2 separate regions of the Homo sapiens genome follow, and region 2 is linked to region 1. The links are chromatin loops, found by intact Hi-C in ENCODE. Cell type or tissue: IMR-90. All regions are shown on one strand. Each heading gives the region's core, and the rest is flanking DNA. Links, peaks and the distances in the headings are about the cores only. Region 1 has its middle 11 kb from the start of NEK6. Region 2 overlaps DENND1A (DENN domain containing 1A).

Region 1 (15,648 bases), core at 623-4,622:
CGTTGTTCAACTGGTCTGGGAGAAAGTCTGTCTCCGTTCACCCCCAAAGAGTTTCAGGATTCAGTATGTGTTGTTTCATTATTTCTCTGCACGAAGGGAAGAGAAACTACCGCTTGCCGGGCACCTTCTCTGCATCTGGCTCTGTAAGAGACAGTTAATTCTTATAGCATCCCTTGAGATAGGGGTCATGATTTATGTTTTATAGATGAAGAAACTGAGGCTCAGAAAATAGCCAGGATTTGAATCCAGGTTAACTCAAGTCCTTTATTGTTGTTAGTATTGGGGGAGGGGGTAATGGGGGAGAGAGGAGAGGCAAGAAGAACTTAGAATCAGGCCATGTTCCTTTGAAGTTCCTTTGTTACAAAATATCTTCTTGCCATCTTCCCGGTAATGGGATTTTTTGTAGGGGGTGAGTTCCAATTTTCCCAGAAGGATTCATTCGCTCTTGTCATCCGGGTGCGATTATTGACAGCAACCCCTTTCCCTCTGCAAGTGTCTTGCTTTGGATGATCAACTTTAGGGTCACCTTGGGTGTCTGCAAAGGCCACTGCGTTGGGGGATTCATTTTTTACATTATACAAAATGGGGGTGTCTTGTCTGCTGGGCTCTTCGCCACATACTGATGTCTGGGTGTCCCACCAAGAACTTCCAGGAGAGTTTAAGCAGTTAAGTCACATTTTTAGGAGCAGCAAACCCTGCTGGCTGCAGAAGGAGTTGGGACCCTCTCCACCTCCTCCCCAGCCCTGCCACCACTCCCTGTGTGACCCCGGGCCACTTCCTGCCTAGCACAATGTGGGGATGGGTCTCCAAGAGTCCTGTCAACCTTGACCTTCTAAGATTTCCTGTTACTTGATGACCCGGGGGAATTTCGGTCAGGATAGGGATGTAGGAGTCATCACATCATCATATGGCTCACTTTATAAAGTAGCTGGCTCATTTTTTGTTATTTAACTTAAAAAATGTTTAATTTGTTGCTTGAATAGATAATACTTGCCCACAGTTCAAAATTCAAAAGGCACAGAAGGGGACAAAGTGAAAAGTGTCCTTTCTACCCCTACCTCCCAGCCACCTGGTTCTTATCCCTGGAGGGAGCCAACGTTGCCGAATATATGCTGTCCTAGACAGTGTGTTTTGTGTGGGTGTGTATATATGTATGCACGTATATATGGTCGTGTGTATGTGAATGTATATGTATTTCTTCTTATTTTTTGCTCATATAATAGCATACAATCTACACTATTGTGTATCTTATGTTTTCTTCACTTCTTGGAGACCATTTCCTGTTGGCTCCAGAAAAACTGCTTCCTTTTATATGACTGCATAGTATTCCAAACGATTTGCATTTAATTCACATAGAGGCTGGGCGAGGTGGCTCACGCCTGTAATCCCAGCACGTTGAGAGGCCAGGGTGGGTGGATCACCTGAGGTCAGGAGTTCAAGACCAGCCTGGCCAACATAGTGAAACCTTGTCTCTACTAAAAATACAAAAATTAGCTGGGGGTGGTGGCGGGCAGCTGTAATCGCAGCTACTCGGGAGGCTGAGACAGAAGAATCGCTTGAACCCAGGAGGCAGAGGTTGCAGTGAGCCCGAGACTGCACCATTGCACTCCAGCCTGGGCGACAGAGTGAGAGTCTGTCTCACACACACACACAAAAATTCCACATACAGCAAGCATCTGCTCTGTTTAATCCGCATAGAGCAAACACTCTGTGTACTGTTCTAAGTATTGTGGGAGAGAACAGAAGTTTCAGCCATGGCCCCTGCCCTCAAGATTTTATGGTCTGGTTGGGGACAGGAACATTGGAGAGGAAGAGAAGAGTACTCTCTCCACGGGTCCCCATGCCTGTATATGAGGTTAGCTTTGGAGCTAATTTTTAAAACTCTCTGCTCCAGGCATCTGTAGAGTTGTTTTAAGAGTCCAGACATAGGTTCTTTTGAGACTTGAAAACTCAGTCTGCCTCTTCTCTGCAGTTCAAGTTCCTGCCATCCATTTCCCCACTGTGGGCCTCAGTTTCCTCATCTGTCAAAGGGGGGCAGGCAGCCTCTCTTGCAGGATTGGGGTAGTCGCCTGAGATTGTACTCCTGAAAATGCTCAGTGAAGAGTTGGAGGCTGTGCTCCAAGGCTAGAGGATCTGGGAAGAATGAGGTGGGGCTTGGAGGAATACTTTAAGTGCAGTGTGTCATCGGCTCTTCCTGCCGCAGGGAAGCGTCGGCTCTTCCTGCCGCAGGGAAGCATTTTGTCTTTCATGCGTTGCTGATCTTGTGACAGGCCTGCTAACTGGTTATCTCCTCCTGCCTTTGGCAGTGACTGCTGCCAACTCTGAGTCCTCGCCCGACACGGTTGGAGACCCCACTCCCCAGGTGGTTTCTGGAATGTGGAAAAAAAAGAAGTTATCAAGGATTATCATTCCCACCCTCACTTTACAGATGGGACTTGCTCAAGGCCACACAGCCATCAAGAGGCAGAAATGTACTCTCTGATTTCCCACCTCCCCGCACCTCCCTGAACTTCCCTCTACCACCCGCTCTAATATCTGCTGTTTCAACTAGCAGACTCAAATCCTACGGCCTGCAGGGAGCACCATGAACTGCATATGAACTGCATTTCCTGTCTGTTCCCTTACCTGATACTCTCAACTGCACTTTGAGGTAGAGATTGTTGCCCATTGTACAGATGAGGATACAGACTCAGAGACCACGAATACTAAAATCACAAAGGAGTTGGTGCGATGTCAGTCGCCCAAAGAAACTGTCAAAATCATTGTGCTCCTCAGGAAGAGAGTAGGAGTTTCTGGCTGCTGAGAGGCAACAGACATGGCAATGGGGTATTGGGGGAATGTGATTTTGGCCTTTGAAGGTGTTTTGCAAGCTCACAGTACACTGGGACTCTATCCCCGCTTGCTTTCTGGCACCTGTTCTCTCCTGATGCTGAGTTGAATAGGCCGATCTGTTGCTGGCTTCGTCTCTCTCCTCCCATGAAGCAGGAGTGTTGATGGATATGCCTTGGCTTCCAGCAGCTGCCCAGAGCCTGGCACAGGAAAGACCTAGGATTCATGGTGTGACCAGTGAGCCATATGATGGTGTGATGTTTCTTGCATCCCAATTTTTACTGAAATTCCCCAGGGTCATCGGGTAACAGGAAATCTTAGAAGGTCAAGGTTGACAGGACTCTTGGAGACCCATCCCCACATTGTGCTAGGCAGGAAGTGGCCCGGGGTCACACAGGGAGTGGTGGCAGGGCTGGGGAGGAGGTGGAGAGGGTCCCAACTCCTTCTGCAGCCAGCAGGGTTTGCTGCTCCTAAAAATGTGACTTAACTGCTTAAACTCTCCTGGAAGTTCTTGGCGGGACACCCAGACATCAGTATGTGGCAAAGAGCCCAGCAGACAAGACACCCCCATTTTGTATAATGTAAAAAATGAATCCCCCAACGCAGTGGCCTTTGCAGACACCCAAGGTGACCCTAAAGTTGATCATCCAAAGCAAGACACTTGCAGAGGGAAAGGGGTTGCTGTCAATAATCGCACCTGGATGACAAGAGCGAATGAATCCTTCTGGGAAAACTGGAACTCTCTCCCAACAAAGAATCACCTGTGCCTGCAGGATGGTCCTGGGTGATGCCTACTGTCCTGGCATAATTAATAATAGTACCCCCTGGCTGGGTGCGGTGGCTCACACCTGTAATCCCAGGACTTTGGGAGGCCAAGTCAGGTGGATCACCTGAGGTTAGGAGTTCAAGACCAGCCTGGCCAACAAGGTGAAACCCCGTCTCTACTAAAAATACAAAAATTATCTGGGCGTGGTGGCACGTGCCTGTCATCCCAGCTACTCGGGAGGCTGAGGCAGGAGAATCGCTTGAACCCGGGAGGCAGAGGTCACAGTGAACTGAGATCATGCCACGGCACTCCAGCCTGGGTGACAGAGCGAGACTCCATCTCAAAAAAAAAAAAAAAACCCAAAACGACAAACAAACAAAAAAAACAGTGCCCCTTTTCACACTCACAAGTGGCCCGGATCAGATAATAAATCATATGGCCACCCTGAATTTCATGTCACATGAAACAATTACAGGCAGGTGACTAAATACAGGAACAAACAGCCTCTCACTCATTCAGGCACTGAGTCCTGCATGTAGGTAGCACCAGCACCAGCTCTCTGATGTGAGTATCCATGTCTCAGGTGAGAAAACATGCACAGGAGAAAACTGATGCTCAGAGAGATTAACCAGTTTGTCTCAAACACACTTTGTTGTTTTGTTTTGTTTGTTTGTTTTTTGAGACAGGGTCTCACTCTATTGCCAGGCTGGAGTGCAGTGGCGTGATCATAGCTCACTGCAGCCTCAACCTCTCAGGCTCAAGCAATCCTCCCACTTCAGCCTCCCAAGTAGCTGGGACTACAGGCATGTACCAGCACACCCAGCTAATTTTTTTTTTTAAGACAGAGTCTTGCTCTGTTGTCCAGGCTGGAGTGCAGTGGCATGATCTTGGCTCACTGCAACCTCTGCCTCCCGGGTTCAAGCGATCCTCCTGCCTCAGCCTCCCAAGTAGCTGGGATTACAGGTGTGTGCCACCACACGCAGCCAATTTTTGTATTTTTAGTAGAAACAGGTTTTGCTACGTTGGCCAGGCTGGTCTCAAACTCCCAACCTCAGGTGATCCACCCGCTTCTGCCTCCCAAAGTCTGCGATTACAGATGTGAGCACCACGCCCAGTATATTTTGGTATATTTTGTAGAGATGAGGCTTCGCCATGTTGCCAGGCTGGTCTCTAACTCCTGAGCTCAAGCAATCCACCTACCTCAGCCTCCCAAAGTGTTGGGATTACAGGCATGAGCCACTGCACCTGGCTTGAGCACACTTTGTAGCAGGATGTCTGACAGGCTCAGAATCTGTGTTCCTATTTTCCCTGTGCTACCAAGCATGACGGGATAGGGGAATAAATGAACTGAGTCCACTGGGTCCCACCCTGGCCACATTTCTTCTCCAGGTGTCCAGGTAACCCCTTGGCTTTGGAGATGAGTGAGGGGGCCCAGACACCCTTCCTGAAACTCCTGGCTGATGTGGCTGGAGTGAGTCTCTCTTGTGAGCTCGAGGCCTCCTCTGCATGCCCAGTAGGGCTGGCTGCTCTCAGAGCAGATGGAGGCAAGAGGCCCCTTGGATTTGGGGCCGATGACATCATCTGTCCATCAACCCCAAATCCCAAATGTGAAGCAACTGTTCTGAAGGAAGAGGCAGGCATTTGGTTGTGGGTTTCTCAGCCCTGGCCCTGGTTGGCTGGGAATGGGTGTAATTTTTCCAGGCATCAGGACACGCCAGGCTTGTCTTGGGGGGTGGAGTGGGGAAAAGGAACCAGAGGAGAAACCTGGCAAAACAGGTATGGGAGCGGGTAGGAAGAGGGCAGGGGCAGGGAATCAGAGAAGATTCTTCAAGAAGGGGCTTGCCAGGGTCTGGGTACTGCTACTCCCTCCCCTCAGCCCCAAACCTGCCCTCCATACCAGGACTGTAAGTGGCCAGGGTCTAACCCATCATCAAGAAAGAAAATTAGGGCTGGCATGGTGGCTTATGGCTGAAATCCCATTGCTCTGGGGAGCCGAGGTGGGAGGGTGGCTTGTGGCCAGGAGTTTGAGACCAGCCTAGGCAACATATTAAGGCCCCATCTCTACAAAAAAAAAAAAAAGAGAGAAAAACAAAAGAAAAAAATAAATTAGCTGTGCATAGTGGCACGTGCCCGTGGTTCCAGCTACTCGGGAGGCTGAGGTATGGGGATCACTTGAGCTTAGGAGTTTGAGGTGGCGGTGAGCTATGATTTCGCCTCTGCTCTCCAGCCTGGGCGACACAGTGAGACCCTGTTTCAAAAAAAAAGAAAGTCCCCTTCCACCATTCAAATGGTATTCTGAGGGACCTGGTTGGGGGTTGTGCTTGCTGTTTTGGGGTGATTCCCCTGAAACAGGATGAGTGGCTAGAGAGGCACACTGGAGGAAAGGCAGTAAATGTGGGGCTCCGGAGCCCTCAAAGAAGGAGGCATGTGTGAGCTGCATGGCTCAAAGCTGCAGACTTCAGGATCGAGACGAGTTGCTCAGGCAGGCCCCTGGGATAGGTGGCCATTTGGCCATATACATTCTGCCTGCAGCCTGTGGCCAAATACCACAACCACTGCTCTGCAGTCAGCACCCCCAGAACTGGACTGAGGCCAGGGAGTCTTGGCAGAGCCCCAGCCTTGGAGCCAATCAGACCAGGGTTCAAAGCTTGGCTCTGCCACCTTCTAGCACTATGGCCTTGAACAAGTCACTTTACTTCTCAGAGCCTTGGAGCCTCATTAGGAAACTGTAGGTGTTAACATCTTTCTCACCAGGTTACAGTTCTGTATGGGAAGACACTGAACCAGCATGTGGCTGAAATAATATCAATACCAATTGTTCATCAAGCTCAGAGCCTAGCACTTCACATTTTCCATACGTCATCTCATTTCATTATTCCAACAAGCCTATGAGGCGAGTGTCAGGGTTATCCTTTATAGATACATAGATAGCTGGGAATTTGCCTCAGTTTCCCCACCACACACACAGAAAAAGTTCAGAGAGGTAAAGTGACTCGCCCAAGGTCACACAGTTGGGACGTAGGAAAGCTGCAATTCATAGCAGACATGCAGATACATTTGGCTAGCACAGCAAGCCCCAGAGTCACTTATTTATTTATTTATTTATTTATTTATTTTTTGAGACAGAGTCTTGATCTGTTGCCCAGGCTAGAGTGCAATGGTGTGATCTCAGCTCACTGCAACCTCTGCCTCAGGGTCAAGTGATTCTTATGCCTCAGCCTCCCACGTAGCTGAGATTAGAGGTGTGAGCCACCACATCCGGCTAATTTTTGTATTTTTGGTAGAGGCGGGATTTCGCCATGTTGCCTAGGCTGGTCTTGAACTCCTAGCCTCAAGTGATCTGTCCACCTTAGCCTCCCAAAGTGCTTGGATTACAGGCAGGTGTGAGCCACCCTGTCCCACCTCCAACATTAATGTTAAAATAGAGATCATTAAGACTGACAAAACAGACTCTTAGTAACAACAAAATACCAAATTATAGGCCGAGTATCGTGGCTCACGCCTGTAATCCCAGCACTTTGGGAGGTCAAGGTGGGTAGATCACTTGAGGTCAGGAGTTTGAGGCCAGCCTGGCCAACATGGTAAAATTCCATTTCTACTCAAACTACAAAAAGTAGCTGGGTGTGGTGGCACGTGCCTGTAGTCCCAGCTACTTGGGAAGCTGAGGCAGGAGAATTGCTTGAACCAGGAGGCGGAGGTTGCAGTGAGCCAAGATTATGCCACTGCACTCCAGCCTGGGCAAAAGAGTGAGACCCTATTAAAAAAAAAATTATAAACAAGACTTAAGGCCATCCCAGGCTCGGGTTAAGTCAAATACCCTACAGTTAAAAAATAAACTGTGTTTTAACTGCCACAAGCTTTGTCTTTTTCTCTGACAACTAAACAAACACCGGCCTCAAAATAACATTAATATTAAAACAATTGCAATTCATCCAACTCACAAATACTGACTTACTGGTCCACCAACCACAACTACAACTTTCACTAGACAAGAGACTAACTTCAGTAACTTTCTCCTGATAAAAAGACCACCGACTGTAGACGGGCCCTGGTAGGTTTATGGAGATGGTACACTTGTGTGCCTTGTGTCCCGAAAAGACCTTTTGACTTATAGGGCCTAATTATAATACATTTAACTGTTAAGTCTCCATCCCGAAATGAACATGGGTCCTATGTTACATACCTGTTTGTTCAATTCACATGTGTCATGACCACCTTCATAAATATTCTTTTGTAACCTGTTAAATATATGTGTTTTTAGGCAACCTGTTTAGCATCAAGCATCTACCCCAACCCCTCCTCCTTCGAAGTAACAGTCTCTGGTCTTATCCAAAGACACATTTCCCTGCTTGTGGGATGGCCCCTTTGCAGGCTGTAACTCTTTATAAGAAACAAAGTCTCCTCTCCTTTTCCAAATTTATACATTGTAATTTTTTTTTTTTGGTTGACTACCATAATGATCCCCTCTATCACTTCTTACCACTGAAAAATTCCATATCATAGGCCAGGCACGGTGGCTTACACCTGTAATCCCAGCATTTTGGGAGGTCGAGGTGGGCGGATCACGAGGTCAGGAGATCGAGACCATCCTGGCTAACACGGTGAAACCCCGTCTCTACTAAAAATACAAAAAATTAGCTGGGCATGGTGGCGGGCGCCTGTAGTCCCAGCTACTCCAGAGGCTGAGGCAGGAGAATGGCATGAACCTGGGAGGTGGAGCTTGCAGTGAGCCGAGATCGTACCACTGCACCCCAGCCTGGGTGACAGAGCAAGACTCCGTCTCAAAAAATAAATAAATAAAATAAAAATTCCACACTATAGGCTTTTATGTATTTATTTATTTTTATTTATTTTGAGATACTCTCACTCCATCACCCAGGCTGCAGTGCACTGGCACAATCTCAGCTCACTGATCCATCTCTTGGGTTCAAGTGATTCTCTTGCTTCAGCCTCCCTAGTGGCTGGAATTACAGGCATGCACCACCACACTCAGCTAATTTTTGTAGTTTTAGTAGAGACGAGGTTTCGCCATGTTGGCCAGGCTGGTCTCAAACTGCTGGCCTCAAGTGATCCACCCGCCTTGGCCTCCCAAACTGTTGGTATGACAGGCGTGAGCCACCGTGCTCGGCCATATAGGCCTTTATTTAAAAAAAAAAAAACTGTCACTTGAGGTCAGGAGTTCAAGACCAGCCTGGCCAATATGGTGAAACCCCATCTCCACTGAAAAAAATATATATGTACAAAAATTAGCTGGGTGTGGTGGCACATGCTTGTAATCCCAGCTACTTGGGAGGCCGAGGAAGGAGAATCACTTGAATCTGGGAGGTGGAGGTTGCAGTAAGCTGAGATTGTACCACTGCACTCCAGCCTGGGCAGCAGAGACTCCATCTTAAAAACAGATAAATAAATAAATAAAATAAATACAAAATAAAAAATAAAATCCTTCATTTGTAGAGTTTGCTGATTTCTGTGGTGTAAAATACTCCTACCATGGCTGGTATAAAGCTCCCAAAAACAACTCCCAAATATTTAATAAGCAGCTCTTATTTAGTAATCAGCTCCTGCCCACCAATGCACACCAGTTCTAGCATACCACTCACTGGTCCTATCTATCCCCCTCTCAGGCTCCATAAAGGAATGACCCTGGTCTCAGAGCCTTAAGATTCCATTTTCCTTTGCTGGGGAGAAGGAAGGCTGCCTGCACTGAGCACTCACTGCGTGCCAGGAATGAGGCTGCTGCATCCCAACCTGGGACCTCTTTGAATATTTACAACAACCCGTCAGTGAAGGTATTATGATCTCCACTTAATAGATGAGGAAACTGAGGCTCAAAAAAGTAGCATAGGCCAGGCACGGTGGCTCACACCTCTAATCTCAGCACTTTGGGAGACCGAGGCGGGTGGATCGCCTGAGGCCAGGAGTTTGAGACCAGCCTGGCCAACATGGCAAAACCCCGTCCCTATTAAAAATACAACAATTAGCTGGACACGGTGGCGGGTGCCTGTAATCCCAGCTACTTGCGAAGCTGAGGCAGGAGAACAACTTGAACCTGGGAAGCGGAGGTTGCCATGAGCCGAGGTTTTGCCACTGCCCTCCAGTCTGGGCAACAGAGTGAGACTCCATCAAAAATAAATAAATAAATAAATAATAAAAATTAAAAAGTGACTTTGACTGGGCGTGGTGGCTCACACCTGTAATCCCAGCACTTTGGGAGGAGGCTGAGGTGGGAGAATTGCTTGAGCCCAGGGGTTTGAGACCAGCCTGGGCAACATAATGAGGCCCCATCTCTACGAAAAACATAAAAATCAGCCAGGCATGGGGGTGCACACCTATAGTTCCTGCTACTCGGGAGGCTGAGGTGGAAGGATTGCTTGAGCCCAGGAGGTAGAGGCTGCAGTGAGCTGTGATCATGCCACTGCACTCCAGCCTCGGTGACAGAACAAGACCTTGTCTCAGAAAAATACCACAAAGAACAACAACAGCAAAGTAATGTCTGCTAGCCAAGGTGGCCCAGAAAGTAAATGTCAGAGTCAGGACTCGAGGCCAGGTCTGTCTGATAAGACCCTTTGCACTGAAGCACTCTGCCTCAGGAGATCTAGGGCTGATACAAGCAAGTTTTGTCTTCTTTCTGAACCTCGATTTCCCCATCCATAGGGAAAAGAATTGGACAAATTAATTTCTAAAGATCCTTTTGGGCCTAGTGAGCCATAATTTTAAGACTGCAAGAGTGTAGTGAAGTGGGGACGGGCTTACATCAATGGAATGAATAAAATCCCCAAGGGAAGAATTTCACTAGTTAACCAGGGAGAAGGGTGCAGGAGTGGCGATGCTTCCAACTGTACGTGGCCATATACACTTGGGAGGTGATGTGATACTGTGAAACCAGCCTGGGTTTGAACCTCTACTTCATGGCTGTGTGGCCAGGATTCTTTTTTTTTTTTTTTTTTTGAGACGGAGTCTTGCTCTGTCGCCCAGGCCGGAGTGCAATGGCACGATCTTGGCTCATTGCAACCTCCGCCTCCCGGGTTCAAGGGATTCTCCTGCCTCAGCCTCCTGAGTAGCTGGGATTACAGACGCCCGCCATCACTCCCAGCTAATTTTGTATTTTTAGTAGAGACAGGGTTTCACCATGTTGGCCAGGCTGGTCTCAAACTCCCTACCTCAGGTGATCAGGGCCTGAGAGGGGGATAGATAGGACCAGTGGTATGCTAGAGCTGGGGTACATTGGCTGGCAGGAGCTGATTATTAAATAAGAGCTGCTTATTAAATATTTGGGAGTTGCAAGGCAGTTGTTGGGAGCCATTACTTAATCCTAGTTCACCTCTCTGTTTTTGGTTCTGCTAGTAGTCTGCCCTATTGTTCTAGAAGCCTAAAGGGACAGTAAAGGGTCCCAGTATGAAAACCTTTGTACCTGGTGTATGTGACAAAAGATCTTCCACCTTTACAAACTATCGTGCCATCTTTCCTTTTCCATCTCCCTAAGTGGGTTTGGCAAGAGCCAGTGCTTTTTGCTCCCTGGTCTAGAAGTCCCATAAGCTGAAAGGGGAGGGGGAGGCCTGCGGTTTCTCTTTTCAGCAAAGGCAGAAGTCAAGCCCCTCACTCTCCCCCTCACCGTCTGGGCCCTTCTCCCTCTGGCCTGCACCGGCTGGTTGGTCATCTCAGGTTTCTGGAAGCCTGTGTTCCCAGAGGAGGCATTAAAGTTGGAGGAATGCAGGCCCTGTGAGTGACGCGTTAAGGAGGCTGTGCAGAGAAGCAGTCTGGGGGAGAACCCCCCCCAACTCCGCCAGCTGCGTCCCAGCCCTCACCGGAGAGGAAGAGAAAGGAAGCGGAAAGGAAACTGATCCAGCAGGCTCTCAGAGGACTTCCTGCATTCGTGTGTGGGAGGGGTGGGAGGCAGGAGGGCTTAGACCATCTGGAGGAGTATGAAGGCAGCGGTTCCTCTGGGGGCTTGAAGCAACCGTGGACCAGGGTCCCAGAGCAAAGGCGCTTGCTGGTTAAGATGGCAGGGGATGAACGTTTACTAAGCAGCTACTGCCTTCTAGGCATCGGAAAAGCGCCTTTACTTTCCTAACCCAACTCTAAGAGTGCCTTCCTGCTCCCAGCCGAAGACCAGTCTCTGCAGGAAGTTATAACCAAGAAAAAAGTGAAGCAGCCAACCAGCGTGCAGAGGCATAAGGTTACAAAACGTATCCAGCCCCAATCCAGCTCCCAAACTGCTGCAAAGCAAAGCTGCTCTTTCCTGAAGTTCACCTGGGACCCAGAAGAGGGGAGCGAATCGGTACCTCCCGCAGAAAAGCCTCCCAAAGCCTGCTTGGGCACCACACCCTCTCTCCAAAGATTGCGCCTCCTGGCACCTGCTCACATCCCTCCTCAATCGTGTCCCGCTTCCGCCTCTCCATTTCAATTTCTGAATCTCCACTCATCACCAGGGGCATCATAAACTCTGGTTTCCTTAGGACAGCCCAGGTTTATGGCTGTTTATTACTAACGGTGCCCCCTTTCATGCTCAAAGTGTCCTGGGAGAACAATCAATGATACAGCCTTCCTCCTCACTCACCACTGACCTGCAGCTTCTGCAAAAGTCCGGCTGCTGAGAGATTCTGCAAGCAGAGGGCACCTCATAGGAGGTGAGGGCGGAAGCAAGGCTCTCTACCACCTCCTTTTACTATTTTGTCTCCAGTCCCCAGAGTTTTTTCTTTTTCTTTTCTTTCTTTTTTATTTTTTTTTATTTTTTATTTTCGAGAGGCGTTTCACTCTTGTCACACAGGCTGAAGTGCAATGGCACGATCTCGGCTCACTGCAGCCTCCGCCTCCTGGGTTCAAGTGATTCTCCTGGTTCAGCCTCCTGAGTAGCTGAGATTACAGACATGCACCACCATGCCCAGCTAATTTTTGTATTTTTAGTAGAGACGGGGTTTCGCCGTGTTGCCCACGCTGGTCTTGGACTCCTGACCTCAGGTGATCCACCCACCTCGGCCTCCCAAAGTGCTGGGATTACAGGCGCGAGTCACTGTGCCCAGCTGCCCCCCCCCACCAGAGTTTTTCATTTATTCCATTCAACGCTAATCTCACCAATCAATTCCTTGTTTTGTAGATGGGGAAATAAAGGCCCAGAGCTTAGCACTTGGTCCAAGTCAAACACCCAGTCCATTTCCAAAGCAGAGATTCAAACTCAGCTCTGCCTGAATCTGAAGCCCTCACATTCTCCATGATGCCAGGTCAGGGAGGCTGGCAGAACAGGATCAGCCTGGGACATCTTCCATTTCCAAGGAAGCAATCAACAGGGTCCCCATGCCCAGAGGGGTCTGTGCCTTGCTCAAGGTCACAGCTCATCAGCAGCAGAGCTGGTGCTAGAACTTGACCCTTAAAACATCCCTGAGTTTTTCCTGAGCTAACAGGAGGCCTCAGTGCCACTCTAGGGGGAGGACTCAAAGCCAGGGAAGCTCAGGGAAGCTCAGGTCACCAGTGTCTCCACCTCCCACTGATTTGATCCCACTCATACATCTGAGCATTGGCCTCAGTTTCCCCACTCAAAAGGCTCTCTAGAGCCCCTTGGCTGAGCCTCTCTTCCTGACCCACCTTGCCAGCCCCTCTCCCAAGAGAATGGAGCCTGAGCCTGGACCCCTAGTAAGAGCTCTGCCCCATGTAGATGTCGTGGACCTGGGAGAGGAGGCGTGTCCAGACCCTGAAAACTCTCACTGCAGTGCCTGTTCAACTGGGTCACCAGTGTGGAGTGCCACATCAGAGAAGTCCTAACCGTGTCTCCCAAATGTAGTGGCATTCGAGACCCTCTCTGCTCTCATGCCCCACCTTCCCCCAACACATCTTATGCTCCAGCCGTGGTTTTTCCTGTCACCAGGATTGAGCACGTAGTGCTCCCTTTGCCTGGGGTGCCCTTTCTTCCCACTTGTCGAAAGAACTCTTATTCATCCGCCAGCACCCCAATCAATGCCCCTTCCCAGGGCATTCATCATCAGCTGGTAGACACTGGTGGGTGCTGTGGATTGTTTACAGCCAGTGTCCTTTCTGATTGGTCAGTGACTGTGACAAACAGGTTATTAAAGATTTAAACTCTCGCCCCCAGTCTCTGTCCCTGTGGAGTCTTCCCTGACCCCAGGCAGGATCCTCCTTCCCTTTTGGGGCCCCTGTGTGTCCCTTTGCTGCAGCCCTATCCCACGTGTGGCTCTGCCTGCTTAGGCTCTGTCCTCCTCCCTAGACTTTGTGCTCCGGAAGGGCAGGGACCATAACTGGTCCATCATGGTAGCTCCCCAGGGCCAAGCCAGTGCCTAGGCCAGAGCACTAGCACTTTAGGCACAGGTTTTACTCCTTGGAAGGGGGCTTCTAGAAGCTAGAGGAATGCTGAGAAACCTCCTAACAGCTCCCACTCCCTGATGAGAGGTGTTTCCTGTGGACTGGCCCCTTCCATAGGATGATGGTTGATCCCACTTTACAGATGGAGAAACCAAGGTGCAGAGAAGTGAGGGACATTGGCCAAGGTCACACAGCAAGTAAGGGATGGAACCAGGATTTGAACCCAGGTGTGAATCTGAAGTTCCTCCTCTTCCCATGCAGTCTCTTTGAATCCCAGGCAGCTATTTTTGGGCAAGGAAGATCAGTCTTAGCTCAGGGGGCTTTCCCAGGGCCTCCAGTACCCCTGCTCAGGATAAGGATAGGGGAACGATGGCCACTGATTTCCTCCATCAACTCACAGGGGCCCAGGCCGGGAAGGCTGCACAGGATGGACTGACCCTTTTCTCTGATCCCCACTCCTCAGGCCTCTAAGCCAGTCTTGGCCTTTGGCTGTCCTTGGTGTAAATTCCAGATAGGGATACCAGGAAGCAGTTCTGCAAAAGATGTGGGACTTTCCAAGACAAACCAAAAAGAGAAGACAGGAATGTCCCTCCCACAGGGTCACATTAGCACTGCCCACTGAGAACATCCTCTCTAGCCCTGTTACCCCCCACATGCCTGGCTCTTGGTTGCTCTCAGGGGGACTTCACAGTGGCTTGGTGGAGTCAGCCTCAAGACTTGAGCCATGAGATTTGGGTTCCAATCCTAGCCCCAGGGCTTGACTTGCCTGTGGCCTTGGTCAGCCACTTTACCTTGTTGGTAATTGCAGGCTTTGCCTGTGAGTGAAGGGATTGCTGGGGAAATTAAATGGAATAATAAGTACCAAGTGCCAAGTGCGTGACACAGGGTTAATGTTCCCTCCATACATGGGGATCGAGTGACACTCTAGAACATCTCTGGTCCTCCTCCCCTTCCCTGCCAATCTTGGTAACCTACAAATTCCCCAGGGAAGAATACCAAGTCTTCTTGCTTTAACGTGATCTGGTCTGACCTTCAGTCTCTGTGGGCGGGGAAAACACAGTTTCCCCTTTTCTCTGTAGTCTGGAGCCTGCCCTCTACAAGCCCACGTGGGAGGCCCTGGGCTTCTCTTAGATGAGATTATTGCGCAGGAGAAAGTCCCTGTACCCTTAAAACCATAGAAACTTGAGTCCTGCCACCTTCACCTCTATGCGGTTTGGACTCACACTTTTCAGAACTTGGTTGAGCTGCAAACCCAATCTATAAAAATTCCAATTTATTCAACACAAAGGCACACCAAAGGATTCACTGCTGGCTTCTTTTCAATAGTCAGCTCCCTTGCGTGTATTGTAAATGGGTCTCCTTTTATAGAACTTCAAATTCTGGACAACTTCTTAGATGCCTCTGTAGGGCCAACTAAGGTATAGTCTACCTGAAGTCCAGCCACATTCCAGCAGCCACCTGAGCAGACGTTTCAAATGGAAGCTTCTACCCTCAGCTCTACAGATCACAAAGCCAGCTCACACCTGGAACCACACTTGTGACTAAAGGGTTTTCTTTTAGGGTAATGAAAATGTCTTGGGGCTGGGTGCAGTGGCTCATGCCTGTAATCCCAGCACTTTAAGAGGCCAAGGCAGACACATCAGTTGAGCCCAGGAGATTGAGAGCAGCCTGGGCAACATAGTGAGGCTCCGTCTCTACAGATAATTTAAACATTAGCAGGGTGTGGTGGCACACACCTGTGG
Region 2 (15,648 bases), core at 4,894-8,893, 530 kb after region 1:
TGCAGAACGTGCAGGTTTGTTACATAGGTATACACGTGCCATGGTGGTTTGCTGCACCCATCAACCCGTCATCTACATTAGGTATTTCTCCTAATGCTATTCCTCCCCTAGCTCCCCACCCCCACAACAGACCCCGGTGTGTGATGTTCCCCTCCGTGTCCATGTGTTCTCACTGTTCAACCCCCACTTATGAGTGAAAACATGCAGTGTTTGGTTTTCTGTTTGTGTGTTAGTTTGCCGAGAATGATGGTTTCCAGCTTCATCCATGTCGCTGCAAAGAACATGAACTCATCTTTTTTTTATGGCTGCATAGTATTCCATGGTGTTTATGTGCCACATTTTCTTTATCCAGTCTATCATTCATGGGCATTTGGGTTGGTTCCAAGTCTTTGCTGTTGTGAGCAGTGCCGCAATAAATATATGTGTGCATGTGTCTTTATAGTAGAATGATTTATAATCCTTTGGGTATATAACCAGTAATGGGATTGCTGGGTCAAATGGTATTTCTGGTTCTAGATCCTTGAGGAATCGCCACACTGTCTTCCACAATGGTTGAACTCATTTACACTCCCACCAACAGAGTAAAAGCGTTCCTACTTCTACACATCCTCTCCTGCATCTGTTGTTTCCTGACTTTTTAATGATTGCCATTCTAACTGGGGTGAGATGGTATCTCATTGTCGTTTTGATTTGCATTTCTCTGATGGCCAGTGATGTTGAGCTTTTTTTCATATGTTTGTTGGCTGTATAAATGTCTTCTTTTGAAAAGTGTCTGTTCATATCCTTTGCCCTCTTTTTGATGGGGTTGTTTGTTTTTTTTCTTGTAAATTTAAGTTCTCTATATATTCTGGATATTAGCCCTTTGTCAGATGGATAGATTGCAAAAATTTTCTCCCATTCTGTAGGTTGCCTGTTCACTCTGATGATAGTCTCTTTTGCTGTGCAGAAGCTCTTTAGTTTAATTAGATCCCATTTGCCAATTTTGGCTTTTGTTGCCATTGCTTTTGTTGTTTTAGTCATGAAGTCTTTGCCCATGCCTATGTCCTGAATGGTATTGTCTAGACTTTATTCTAGGATTTTTGTGGTTTTAGGTCTTACATTTAAGTCTTTAATCCATCTCGAGTTAATTTTTGTTTAAGGTGTAAGGAAGGGGTCCAGTTTTAGTTTCCTCATATGGCTAGCCAGTTTTCACAACACCATTTATTAAATAGGGAATCCTTTTCCCATTGCTTGTTTTTCTCAGGTTTTTCAAAGATCAGTTGGTTGTAGATGTGTGGCATGATTTCTAAGGCCTCTGTTCTGTTCCCTTGGTCTATATATCTGTTTTGGTATCAGTACCATGCTGTTTTGGTTACTGCAGCCTTATAGTATAGTTTGAAGTCAGGTAGTGCGATCCCTCCAGCTTTGTTCTTTTTGCTTAGGATTGTCTTGGCTATGCAGGCTCTTTTTTGGTTCCATGTGAAATTTAAAGTAGTTTTTTCTAATTCTGTGAAAAAAGTCAGTGGTAGCTTGATAGGGATAGCATTAAATCTATACATTACTCTGGGCAGTATGGCTATTTTCATGATACTGATTCTTCTATCCATGAGGATGGAATGTTCTTCCATTTGTTTGTGTCCTCTCTTATTTCCTTGAGCAGTGGTTTGTAGTTCTCCTTGAAGAGGTCCTTCACATCCCTTGTAAGTTGTATTCCTAGGTATTTTATTCTCTTTGTAGCAATTGTGAATGGGAGTTCACTCATGATTTGGCTCTCTGTTTGTCCATTATTGGTATATAGGAATGCTTGTTTTTGCATGTGGATTTTGTATCCTGAGACTTTGCTGAAGTTGCTTATCAGCTTAAGGAGATTTTGAGCTGAGACGATGTGATTTTCTAAATATACAATCATGTCATCTGCAAACAGAGATAATTTGATTTCCTCTCTTCCTATTTGAATGCCCTTTATTTCTTTCTTTTGCCTGATTGCCCTGGCCGGAACTTCCAATACTGTGTTGAATAGGAGTGGTGAGGGGGGCATCATTGTCCTTGTGCTGGTTTTCAAAGGGAATGCTTCCAGTTTTTGCCCATTCAGCATGATAGTGGCTGTGGGTTTGTAATAGCTCTTATTATTTTGAGATACATTCCATCAATATCTAGTTTATTGAGTGTTTTTAGCATGTAGGGGGGTTGAATTTGTTGAAGGCCTTTTCTGCATCTGTTAAGATAATCATGTGGATTTTGTCATTGGTTCTGTTTATGTGATGGATTACGTTTATTGATTTGTGTATGTTGAACCAGCCTTGCATCCCAGGGATGAAGCTGACTTGATCGTGGTGGATAAGCTTTTTAATGTGCTGCTGGATTTGGTTTGCCAGTATTTTATTGAGGATTTTCGCATCGATGTTCATCAGCGATATTGGCCTGAAATTTCCTTTTTTTGTTGTGTCTCTGCCAGGTTTTGGTATCAGGATTATGCTGATGTAGCATCTATGTATCTATCAATACTATACTGTCTTAATCGTGGCATCATAGTAATTCTTCAAATCAGATAGCATTAATCTTCCAGCTGTGTTTTTCATTTTTAAAATAGTCTTAGCTATTCTAGTTTCTTTGCTTTTCCACATAAATTTTGCTCTTCTAGTTTCTTGACCTTTAATAGCTATAGAAAATCCCACTGTGATTTGGTTTGACATTGGATTGAATGTATAAAATGACTTGGGTAAAGATGACTGATGCCTGTTTTTTTTTTTTTTTTTTTTTTTTTTTTTTTGGGAGACAGAGTTTTGCAATTGTTGCCCAGGCAGGAGTGCAATGGCACGATCTCGGCTCACTGTAACCTCTGCCTCCTGGGTTCAAGCAGTTCTCCTGCCTCAGCCTCCTGAGTAGCTGGGATTACAGGCATGTGCCACCACGCCTGGCTAATTTTGTATTTTTAGTAGAGACAGGGTTTCTCCATGTTGGTCAGACTAGTCTCTCACTCCTGACCTCAGGTTGTCTGCCCGCCTTGGCCTCCCAAAGTGCTGGGATTACAGGTGTGAGCCACTGCGCCCAGCTGCAAAGATAACCTTTTTACAATATTTGGGTCTTTCAGTCCATGAACATAGTACATCTCTCCATCTACTTAGGGATTCTTTTTTTTTTTTTGAGACAGAGTCTCACTCTGTTGCCCAGGCTGGAGTGCAGTGGTGCGATCTTGGCTCACTGCAAGCTCCGCCTTCTGGGTTCATGCCATTCTCCTGCCTCAGCCTCCCGAGTAACTGGGACTACAGGAGCCTGCCACAATGCCTGGCTAATATTTTGTATTTTTAGTAGAGATGGGGTTTCACTGTGTTAGCCAGGATGGTCTCGATCTCCTGACCTCATGATCTGCCTGCCTCAGCCTCCCAAAGTGCTGGGATTACAGGCATGAGCCACCACGCCTGGCCTATTTAGGGATTCTTTGATTTCTTTCTTTGGTGTTTTGTGGTTTTTGGCATACAGTTCCTACACCTGTATTGTTAGATTTATACCTAAATATTTATTCCCTTTTTTTTTTCTTTCCCTTATTGGTGCTAATATGAATGGTACAGCTAATAATTAAATACTAAGTTTTTATTACTTTCATTCTTGGCTTTCTGAAGGTGTTTTCCTATCATTTAAGGTCTTTAGCAAGTAAAAGATTGTTTCTTGATGTTTGTCCTTTGAGTCATCATCTGTTTATGATTTCACAGCCCTTGCACCATTTTGTAATTATGATGTCAAAGCAAGTAGCTTCAAAGGATACATCTGGAGGATCGGAAAAGTGCTGTTCTCTGGATAGGTGGGTTAGATTTGAGACAGAATCCATGTTTCTTTCCTTGAGTGTCATAGGTGTTTTAGAATTTCTTTTGTTTTGCCTATGAGAATATCATTTAATTTCTTTTACTTCAGAAAATCTAGTTTGAAGTATGGATATTAACTTTTAGCTTGATATAAATGAGGCTCTGTAGTAGGCATTCCAGGAAAAGTGGATGTTTTCTGGCTCTTTTCTCTTAGATGACTAAACAAGAAAACATTTTCTGGGAAAAGAAGAGCAGCTGGTACTCTCATTATATTTCCTTCAGTGGTTCTGTACCATCTCCTGTTCATGTTTTATTGTTGTATACCTTACACACTAGCCAAGTAGAGAGAAGGTATTGTGTTGAATACTTTAATGCTGATCATCCCGTTTAGATCTTGTGACAACTGGGTAAATTACACGTGACAACACTGAGCTTCAGAGTCACCTGACCAAGGTTCTATGACTGCCTGGAGGACATGACTTGAACATAAGCCCTCTACCACAGAGTCCCTGGCCTTTCCCACTCAGCCCCATGACAATAAAATTGGAGAAGACTCTTAGAAGGCAAACTTTTTGGGAGGATAGGATACCTTTGCAAGTCTGCTGAAAGCTCCAGGAACTGTCTCCAAAAAAATGTTTATGTGGGTTTCCTTAAAAAGTTCTATAGACATTATAGGTTTTCACAGAACCCCTTCTGTGGTCTCTGGATCATAGGCTAAAAATCCATATTTAAGATCTTTTCTTCACTTGCTGTTTTTTTCACCATTATTAAGAATTACCCAAGTACTGTATACCTCTTCTATGATACCAGGGAGCAAATTTCACACTACCTATTGTGGGTGCTTGTGTGTGAGCAACTGGTAAAAGCCAGAGGCTCCTCCCTCTATTCTCTTCATTCATTTTTTAATGCTCTGTGCTGTGTACTGGGGATTCAGCTGTGAATAAAGCACTATCCCTGTCCTCAAGGACTTCATGGTCTGGTGCATTTCGGAAATGGTCATTTTTGGAATGGCTAAAGTATGTTCGTGTGATAGGGAGAGGCAGCATGGAGTGTGGTGGAAGAATCTGGATTCATAGTCAGGCTTGGATTCAATGTGAGACACGTTATTATTGAATTATCTGAGGGGCTTTTGTGTCAAGGGAATAATGATGCTAATGCCTACCTTACATCCTTTACAAATGAGAGCTTTTCTTCGTAAAAATGACTTCTTCTGAAAATGAAATACATGTAAAGTCCTGAGAAGAACACTTGTTGCAGACTAGGCCATTAATAAAGGTTGCCCATTATTAAAAATTAACACATTTTATTCAACAAATATTTGAGAGGGAAATCAATGCTGTGAGTCAGGTCCCATTAATAGAGATGGATGTATAAAGTCGTATCATAGTGCAACACAAACTTTGATATTTAAGGTCTGCATTCACTAATGCCCAGTAAGATTTTACTAAAAACTGGTTTAAGTCGTGAGTAGAAATTATATTAGGTTGTGCAGTTTTTCTTACTTACTAAAAGCTGAACGTGTTTTTCTTTTGTTGTTTGTTGTTTACCTGTTAGAATTTAGTTTATAAGGGGCCACGTAGGTATTTCCTCAGGAAGATATCTTCCTCAAGATTTCCATGGCATAATTTGTGACAGAATTAAGTTATGCCACCTTTGAAGTCGGTCACAGCCCGAAAGCACAAGAAGTTGTTTACAAAGGAACCCATCGATTCTCCTTCTTTCTCTGGAAGCATCCGAGCAGTGAGGCCCGTACAGTCTGTTTGGCACAGTGACTGCTCTCAGCTGGCCAGGGGCCCTCCTGCTGCTGGGCAGAGGATGCGCCAGAGCTTTGCTTGCAGCTAAGCAAAGCCTGCCTGCAGTTCTGCTCGTGGTTAACTGCGGCCTTGCAACTGTGTACCACAGCCTACTGGTTTAGTTGCAATCTCTTTTCCTTAATATTTTCCATCTGGCCAACAATGACCTATAAAGACAGACACAAAACAGGGTTTGAATTATAGGGAGTGTGATGCTGAAATGTTTCCAAATCACACTCTAGAACCTGTAGTCCCGGGCAGCTGCCTTTGCATGCGGGACAGAAGGAAACTTTTCTCAAGTTGGTTTGCAAAGCACTGAGTCACATCAAAGACCTGAGCCATTCAGCTTTTAAGTGTTTTAAAAGGCTTCATAAATTCCTTCTCTGTCACTGAATTTTAGCATTTAACTCACAGTTCTGCTACTGATATTGAACATTTTTGAGAAAAATATAATGAGGGTCACAAGAGTGTTTCATATCCAACTTCTAAATTTTTAGCTTTATCTAAAGCTTTAACAATTAGTGAAGCTTGGGCATAATTGGTGTCATTGTGCTCTGAATGGCGTTACAATTGCAGAGATGTTTTACTATAAATTTAGAACTCATTGAAACAGATTTCAAAAATGAGTAAGAGTTGCTTTTGAATTTCTCTTGCTAAGAATTTTCCTGAAGATGCATTTGTTAATGGTTTTGAGCCAGATTGAAATGGTATGCAATAAAGTCATCTCATATTTTTGTATCATTAGAAGCCAATTTAGAATATTTGTCAAAATTAGAATGGAAGTTCAGATTTGGAAAATTTTTTTATCAGCTATCAAAGCACTTGGGGATGATTTGTGTTTTTTACAGCTTGAATCGTTTGAGAATTGCTATTCTTCTTAGTCTTTATTTTCAGAATATCTCTTAGTCTAAGAAAGGCGAGTTGCTTCTCCCTTTTTGGAAGATGACCTGTGCTCAGAGAGGTTATGGTTTGGCTTCTGTGGCACAGCCTTGAAGAGAAAGCTGGGGAGGCCTGGCCAGACATTTTGATGCTCAGACCTCAAGTCCATGCTGCCACCTCCTGTCTGCATCCTAGCTTTCATTTTAAATCAACCAAGCTTTTCTTCAGAAGTCTGCTCAATGACTTTTTTTTTTTTTTTAATTTTATGCTTCTCTGTCCTGTCTTTTATTTCTCTCTTCTCCTCCCCTCTCCTTCCCCTCACTCCAGGTGGTTAACTCTTTGTGCCAAAGTTGAAGTCAGATTTGGCCTGGAGCCAACATTGAGAATTCAGTGTGTCTATTTTTCAGTACCTCTAAAGGTTGAGATTCATGCTGAAGTCTCATTAGGAAATTTAGGTATGTGTGGTTTTAGAAGCTGATTAGATGCTCCACAGATTTGATCTCCTGGATGCTCCCTCCCTTCAGCCTCCCTCAACGAGTTGTGCTTCTTTTCTATTGTGGCTCTCAATTTCCAAGTCTGGGGTTAGGATGAGAAATGCAGGTTAATTAGAGCAACCCAGTTGACTCTAAGAATGGGAGTGAGCACCAAGCATTATGACTACAAAGGTTAGACTAGTTCAGTGTCTTTGAGAAGGGAAGGGAAGAAGGGAGGGAAATTTGGATGTTCTTCTTTAACAAGCTGAGCAGCAAATAAAGATCACACTAGAATATGGTGGGTGTTAGGTATCACCTATTCATTCCTTCAATAAATATTGGTTTAGTCAACATCTACTGCATTATACTATGAACCAAGCAATGTAGTTGACACTGGAGTCAGAGAGATGACATGTCCTTGCAGGAGAGATGGTCAGACTAAAAACCTTGATGTGATAAGGGTATAAAAGCATGAAGCCCTGAGGGAGGTGTATTAGTCTGTTTTCATACTGCTGATAAAGATATACCTGAGACTGGGAAGTAAAAGAGGTTTAATGGATTTACAGTTCTGCGTGGCTGGGGAGGCCTCACAATCATGGCGGAAGGCAAGGGGGAGCAAATCACATCTTACATGGATGGCAGCAAGCAAATAGAGCTGGTGCAGGGAAACTCCCATTTTTAAGGCCATCAGATTTCATGAGACTTATTCATTGTCACGAGAACAGCATGGGAAAGACCACCCCCATGAATAAGTTACCTCCCACAGGGTTGCTCCCATGACACATGGGAACTGTGGGAGTTACAGTTAAAGATGAGATTTGGGTGGGAATGCAGCCAAACCATATCATTCCACCCCAGCCCCTCCCAAATCTCATGTATTCACATTTCAAAACTAATCATGCCTTCCCAACAGTCCCCCAAAGTCTTAACTGATTTCATCATTAACTCGAAAGTCCACAGTCCAAAGTCTCATGTGAGACAAGGCAAGTCCCTTCTGCCTATGAACCTGTAAAATCAAAAGCAAGTTAGTTACTTCCTGGATACACTGGGGGTACAGAAATTGGGTAAATACAGCCATTCTGAATGGGAGAAATTGGCCAAAACAGAGGGGCTGTAGGCCCCATGCAAGTCTACAATCCAGCAGGGCAGTCAAATCCTAAAGTTCCAAAATTATCTCCATTGACTCCGTGTCTCACATCCAGGTCATGCTGATGCAAGAGGTGGGTTCCCATGGTCTTGGGCAGCTCTGCCCCTGTGGCTTTGCAGGGTACAGCCACCCTCCTGGCTGCTTTCATGGGCTGGTATTGAGTATCTTCAGCTTTTTCTAGGCACACAGTGCAAGCTGTCAGTGGATCTGCCATTCTGGGGTCTGGAGGATGGTGGCCCTTTTCTCACAGCTCCACTAGGCAGTGCCTCAGTAGGGACTCTGTGTGGGAGCTCCAACCCACATTTCCCTTCTGCACTGCCCTAGCAGAAGTTCTCCATGAGGGCCCCCACTCCTGCAGCAAACTTCTGCCTGGGCATCCAGGTATTTCCATACATACTCTGAAATCTAGGCAGAGGTTTCCAAACCTCAATTCTTGACTTCTCTGCACCTGCAGGCTTAATACCATGTGGAAGCTGCCAAGGCTTGGGGCTTCCACCCTATGAAGCAACAGCCTGAGCTGTACTTTGGACCCTTGTAGTCACAGCTGGAGTGACTGGGACACAGGTCACCAAGTCCCTAGACTGCACCCAGTAGAGGGACCCAGGGCTCAGCCCATGAAACCATTTTTTCCTCCTAAACCTCCGGGCCTGTGATGGAAGGAGCTGTCGCAAAGGTCTCTGACATGCCTTGGAGACATTTTCCCCATTGTCTTGGTGATTAACGTTCAGCTCCTCGTTTATGCAAATTTCTGCAGCTGGCTTGAATTTCTCCTCAGCAAAATGGGATTTTCTTTTCTATTGTATTGTCAGGCTGCAAATTTTTCAAACTTTTATGTTTTATTTCCCTTTTAAAACTGAATGCCTTTAACAGCACCCAAGTCACCTCTTGAATGCTTTGCTGCTTAGAAATTTCTTCTGCCGGATACCCTAAATCATCTTTCTCAAGTACAAAGTTCCACAAATCTCTAAAGCAGGAGCAAAATGCTGCCAGTCTCTTTGCTAAAACATAACAAGAGTCACTTTTGCTCCAGTTCCCAGCAGGTTCCTCATCTCCTTTTGAGACCACCTCATCCTGGACCTTATTGTTCATATCATGATCAGCATTTTTGTCAAAGCCATTCAACAAGTCTCTAGGAAGTTCCAAACTTTTCCACATTTTCCTGTCTTCTTCTGAGCCCTCCAAACTGTTCCAGTCTCTGCCTGTTACCCAGTTCCAAAGTCACTTCCACATTTTTGGGTATCTTTTCAGCAATGCCCCACTCTACTGGTACCAATTTACTGTATTAGTCTGTTTTCACACTGCTGATAAAGACATACCCAAGAATGGGAAGAAAAAGAGGTTTAATGGACTTACAGTTCCATATGGCTGGGGAGGCCTCACAATCATGGTGGAAGGCAAGAAGGAGTAAGTCATGTCTTACATGGATGGAAGCAGGTAAAGACAGCTGGTACAGGGAAACTCCCATTTTTATAGCCATTAGATCTCATGAGACTGATTCATTATCATCAGAACAGCATGGGAAAGACCTGCCCCCATGATTTGATCACCTCCCACAGGGTTGCTCCCACGACATATGGGAATTGTGGGAGTTAAAATTAAAAATGAGATTTGGGTGGGGACACAGCCAAACCATATCATGAGGTAGCTCACTTTTGTTGGTGGAGATGGGAAATGGGATGAAACCTGAAGAGCAACTAAGAATGTTACCCAGGTGGATGGGGAGGTGGGACAGGAATGGGAGAGAAGGCAGAGCATGATAGGCAGGTTGGACAGCACGGGCAGAGGCCCAGGACCAAGGGAGCACAGTGCTTCTGCAGAGTGGTGGAGCATTCAGTATGCCTGGAGCAGAGGAGAATGGCAGGAAATGAGGCTGGAAGGACCAGAGAGCAAGGACCTCACAGGTCATGTGGTGGCTTTTGGACTTGATCCTGAAGTCAGTGAAGAATGACTTGGAGAATCTTAAGTAAAGGGATGACATAATCAGATTTGTGTGTTAGAAAATCATTTTGGCTCTAGCATAGAGGAACCACTTACAGGTGAAGTGAGAAGTTGTGGGGATCTGCATTGGGGCAGAGAGGGAGGGGAAGAGTGGGTGTGGAGAGTAAGTGAGCAAGCAGGTGAGCTTGCACTCTAAGGCTGAAGACAGTTCTGGGTCAGACACTTGGAGTATCATTTATAATCTGAAAGTTCTGCTTTTCATACCTAATTCCCTAGCATTCTGCTTTTTAAATGATCATGGGATGTTTGATAAATGAATGCATGAATGCCATTTCTTTTAGGTAAAGACTGGTTTACTCTTCTAATTCCATTTTGCCTAAACTAGCCTTGAGTTGTTTGTGTTCCCCAAGTGTTTACTCCCAGCAAGATGGAGGCAGCCCACGCATGCTGGATGGCAGCAGGAAGTCAATCTTGGATTTCAGAAATTGCCATAGATAAGAATCAGCTGCAAATAATCATGGCCCAACCCATAAGAGACAGTGTTGGCAATGATAAAGTTAACTCTGCTAAGATTAGTCTGAAAAGAGTTTGCATGTATTTTGAATAGCCCTGATAGAAGGGTGAACATGTGTCTGTACCAGTTGCTGGGCCTAGTAAAGAGATTGTATTTTGGTGAATGAAAGGATCAGAGGGGCAAATCTCCTGATCCTTTGCTAGGCTGAGCTGGGTCCTCCACTTTGATTACATTTGAAGTCGCAGGCCTATTAATGAGAACACTTTAACTGGTCTCGGACCAATCTTTCTTCCTCTTCTCTTTACCTTTGTTCATTTGGGGCCCCCCTTTTGCCCCCCAGCATGCACAGACCCTCCTCCATTAAAGAATAAGAGCATTTTCCCTCGGAGCCCTGGCTGAGGCAGCTGCCTCTTCTGTCATCCCTCACTCCCGCTGCCCTGTTGTTATCTTCAAGACTTAGCTGGTGGTTGCCAATCTGTTACACCTGCTCTCAGGGGCCCTCCCTGTTTGAATACGTGGTGATGTTGAGCTACATTCAGATGTAGAAGGTTCACTCTTGAAAGAAAAGCTCATGTATTTAATTGCTTATTGTGGCATGGAGGGAACTGGGTAATTGAGTATATTTTCCATTTTCAGTATGGAAATTAAATCAAAGCAAGCCTTTATGATTTGTGGTCGGTACTTAGGCAGCATGGCATGGTGAAAGGAGAGCAGGCTTTGAAGCCACAGACTTGAGTTCAAGTATTGCTATCTTCATTTGCTACAGGTTGAGCATCCCTTATCTGAAAATTCAAAATCCGAAATGTTCTAGAGTTGGAAACTTTTTGAGGGACATGACTCCACAAGTGGGAAATTCCACACCTGACATTATGTGATGGGTTGCCATCAAAATTTAGTCAAAACTTTGTTTCTTGCACAAAATGATTAAAAAATATTCTATAGAAGTACCTTCAGGCTATGTGTTATGAGGTGTATATGAAACATAAATGAATTTGATGTTTAGACTTGGGTCCCATCCTCAGGATTATCTTGCTCTATATATGCAAATACTTCAAAATTAAAAAAAAAAAATCTGAAAACCTTTAACACTTCTGGTCCCAGGCATTTCAGATAAGACAACTCAGTCTGCGATTTAACTGAGCCTGGTATTCACTCTCTTTAAAACGAGGATTAATAATAGCAGCAGAGTCTCAGTCGTTGCAAGGATGATGATTAAACAAGATAATAGATGTCTAAGTGCCAGCTCTGTGTGTGATACCTAGAGAGCACTCCCAGGCGGACAGTTCAGTTCTCTTCGTGATTGTCATCCACGGCAGTGGCAGCCATAATGCAATGGGGAGAGGATAGTCTCAGGTGTCAGAACAGGGTTTGAATCCTGGCTCAGCTGCACATTAGCAGTGTTTGTGATACTGAGCAAGGTACCTCTGAGCCTTAGCTTATCAAATGGGAGTCGTAATTCCTACCTTACAGGGCTACGAAAACTTGGGATAACGTTAACCACTGTGTTAGTCTATTTTCACACTGCCTATAAGGACATACCTGAGACTGGGTAATTTTTAAAGAAAAAGAGGTTTAATGGACTCACAGTTCCTCATGCCTGGGGAGGCCTCACAATCATGGTGGAAGGTCAAAGGCACTTCTTACATGGCGGCAGGCAAGAGAGAGAATGAGAACCAAGCAAAAGGGGTTTCCCCTTATAAAACTGTCAGATCTCGTGAGACTTATTCACTACCACGAGAACAGTATGGGGGAAACTGCCCCTGTGATTCAGTTATCTCCCACCGGGTCCATCCCACAACATGTGGGAATTATGGGAGCTACATTTCAAAATGAGATTTGGGTGAGGACACAGCCAAACCATATTACCACTTGTACAGAGCTTAGCAAGTTGTGGACACTCTGGGTGTAGTCCTTTGTTACTGTTGTCTGGGCTTGCCTTTGAAAAGAACATTGTCCCAACAGAGTCTGTAGTTCCAATGGCAGTTCAGTTTGAGTCCCAAATTTTGATGAGTCTTAATGTTCCTGCAGCCAAGAGAGTCCAGAAGAGAATCGTTCCAGTGTTCTTCTGGACCTGGATCTCATATGAGTAACAAAATGCAAGCATACAATCCTCACTGTGAATCTACAGGAGGCTGTTGTTTCAACTGACTTAAGAAATTTCACTGAGTATGGAAAGGATGTCAGAACTTTAGCCAGAGCTGCAACTATAATCACATTATTTTGCTGCTGCTCAGTGGAGCTAAGAAAGCTTAAGAGTATTACCATCTGGGCAAAGCTAGGCAATGGTGAACTGTGAACTGCTTACCAACTTAACAGAAACTCTTGCTACCTCATTCATTAATTAGGCCTTTATGGCACACCTTCTTTTGGTTGCTTGGCAACCATAATAGCAGTCATTAAATTCTGTCATTTTGTATTAACCCTTTGGCCCTGGGTGGATTGGGAGCCCCCACCTTAACACTAATGCATTTTACATTAGTACGTCTACCTGGGAAATCCCATTCCCTTGACACTTCAGCTATAAAGAGCAAATAGCCAGAGTCCAAAATAGAAAAAGTTCTTTTTTTCTTCACATTAGTGTATGTGCTTTTAAGGCTTTACAAAATGTATCTGTCAGGATGGAGGCCATTTCCCAATTTGCTGACAGACAGACATAACATACACCCAGCAAGATGAAAAGACAGCTAGTTTCCCAGAAAACAGGAGCTGACTGTGACTTCTGTGGGCTTATGGAGGAAGGAGGTGGTGTGAAAACCAGATGGGAGAGTTGTTAAGAGTTGTATGTTTCCAAAATTGCCTTTGTAGCTCCTTTGCAAAAATTTGGACCATGCATGCTGGAGGGATAGGGGGCTATTCCAACTACACACTGTTTAGCATTTCAGCAACTGATTAGAGTGGTAGGGAACAAACTGTGTACTCTGGCAAAGTCTGTGAGGAAATGCAGTGGACACAGGGCAACCTCTGGGAGACTGTCAAGGGCTCCTATGATGCTCTGCCCACTAGGTTACATAAATGTGAACAAGATATAAAAGCCTTACATTAAAATAGGGCTTAGGAATTTAAACTGGAGGTATATCCTCTTTTCTATAATGAGCTAAAATGATTTGAGACTTGTGTAGTATAATTAGAATAATTCCATTTCTCAGAAATATTAATTTTTCTCTTAGTGGAAGAAAACAGGAAGTACGTTAGGTTTTGGCATCAGACAAACCTAGGTTGGAATCCTTACTCTACCCAGTAACTGTGTAATCTTGTACAGTTGCCTTTCTTTTTTATCTCTCTTTCCTTATCTGTAAAGTGGGGATAATCATTCCCCTTCAGAGTATTGTTATAAGGATTAAATGAGTCACATACATTATACGTATCTCCTAGTTAAGGCATGGCCCATGGTATAGACCCCATTCATTCTTTCAACAAACAGGACTGCAGTGGTGATCAAGAACCTCTCCACTCTCATGATTTTACAGTCAAGCTTAGTGTCAGATCCTCTTTGTCCCTCAGTTTACTAATGACGCCCAGAGAGGCTGTCACTTGCCAACTATCTGACCAGATCTGATAGTAGTATCTGGGTTGCCTGGCCACCGGGTCTCTCAAATAAATTTTATATGTAATACTGCTAAGTTTCCTAGGCGCGGTGTGACTATGTATTTACTATTTCTCAGTATATTTTGGGTGGTAACTTTAGAAGGCAAAAGGAAAAGTAAAAAGTAACCACAATTAACTAGTCCAAGTTATTAGTATCAAACTTAAAAACTAGATTAGTCATTTGCACTTAACGGTTCATGTGGTTATAGTAAGGTGGGCCCTGCTAAAAATGTTGGCATTGTTTATTGAGGAGTTTAAATAAAAATTTACTCCCCTTGCCTCTGCCCCGTCAAGCATGTACGTGATACTCACAGCATCTGGGATTTAAAGTGGCTACTGTTTGTTAAAAAAGCAGTAACTTCCCTGAAGGAGTTTTGTGAGTTAGGAGAAGTCACAAAGGCAATTAATTTTGTTCTTCAGAGCAGTACCTCCACTGCATTCGTTTGTACTTTTTGCAAGCTTAAATTATAACCCAGGAGCCAGCCGTACCATGATCCGATTTGATATTTAGTTTTATTTTATTAGTAGTTGTCTTTAATGGATGTCTTGTCATGTAGGTTTCCTGATTATTAGTAATTTAAATTGACTCTGAGAATGAAAGGAAACCACAGGCATGAAACTGATGGACTGTGACTACAGCGGTCTTCCAGCTTTCAAGGCAGCTGTGATGGCTCTGCAGGCTCCCTTGGTTCCCCCCTCCTTCGTCCTTTTAAAGCTTTGAACACTCTTTTAGCTAATGCTGAAAATGAGAGCTTAATACTGTTACTATATGGGAACTTTTAAAAGCAAATGGGCATCCTAAGTGTTCTTTCCTCTTTGAAGGTAAGTGTTATGCATGGGTCTACTCTCTACTTGATCAGATCTAATTTGACCCAGGAGTAGAGATCTGTGAAGATGCTAACTGAAAAACAATGATTGCAGGGAAAATAATTTCCCTTGTTCTTATGCTGTGCCTTTCTACCACTCCCTAGAATTGCTTACAGTATCTTTGTGAAAGGAACAGGTGAAAATTTACTTTTCTTGCCATCTTTTGGTAGTAGCCAAGATCACATGTATCCTAAAAGAGGCTGCTCCCTGGAGTGCTCCAGAGCAGCACAAGTCATGCTGTTAAAGGGCATTTGTTGTGGCTTTAAGATCCAGTGCCTACCCGGGTGTGGTGGCTCATACCTGTAATCCCAGCACTTTGGGAGGCTGAGGTGGGGGGATCGCTTGAGGCCAGGAGTTTGAGACCACCCTGGGCAACATGGCAAAACCCCATCTCTATTAAAAATACAAAAATTAGTTGGGCATGGTGGCGCCGCCTCTCGTCCCAGCTACTCAGTAGGCTGAGTTGAGAGGATCACTGGAGTCAAGGCTGCAGTGAGCGGAGGTTGTACCACCACACTCCATGCTGGGCCATGGGAGTGATATCCTGTCTCAAAAACAAAAAAACAAAAAGCAACAATAAAAAACAGATCCAGTGCCTATAGCATTAATTTCTCTGAGCTCTAGACATATAGTTGATGATCCTGGAGTCTGAGTACTTTAGGTTAGATTTAGT

The links. Hi-C counts contacts between places; a loop is a spot of excess contacts. Peaks named below come from ENCODE experiments on the same cell type or tissue, not always from the same donor. Only the 100,000 strongest peaks of a DNase experiment are listed, where the experiment ranks them.
Region 2: it touches region 1 in a loop (6-fold over the local background); 1 of 110 quality-filtered maps calls a loop at or near these places.

What each region holds. Positions count from the first base shown.
Region 1 is chr9:124,238,755-124,254,402 of GRCh38, reverse strand. No RefSeq gene overlaps it. Among named protein-coding and RNA genes, the nearest start is that of NEK6, 11 kb to the left of the region's middle. RefSeq lists enhancers at 1-182, 10,851-11,367, 11,368-11,884, 14,450-14,499, 14,630-14,679 and a silencer at 1,919-2,213. In IMR-90, for the core only: a CTCF peak has its summit at 2,518; a DNase peak (open chromatin) is centred at 2,202; H3K27ac peaks cover 573 bases.
Region 2 is chr9:123,715,581-123,731,228 of GRCh38, reverse strand. The region is part of intron 5 of DENND1A (DENN domain containing 1A); the gene reads left to right. Among named protein-coding and RNA genes, the nearest start is that of DENND1A, 210 kb to the left of the region's middle. RefSeq lists a silencer at 5,445-5,739. In IMR-90, for the core only: a CTCF peak has its summit at 6,630 (motif pointing left); no DNase peak of the experiment used is centred there.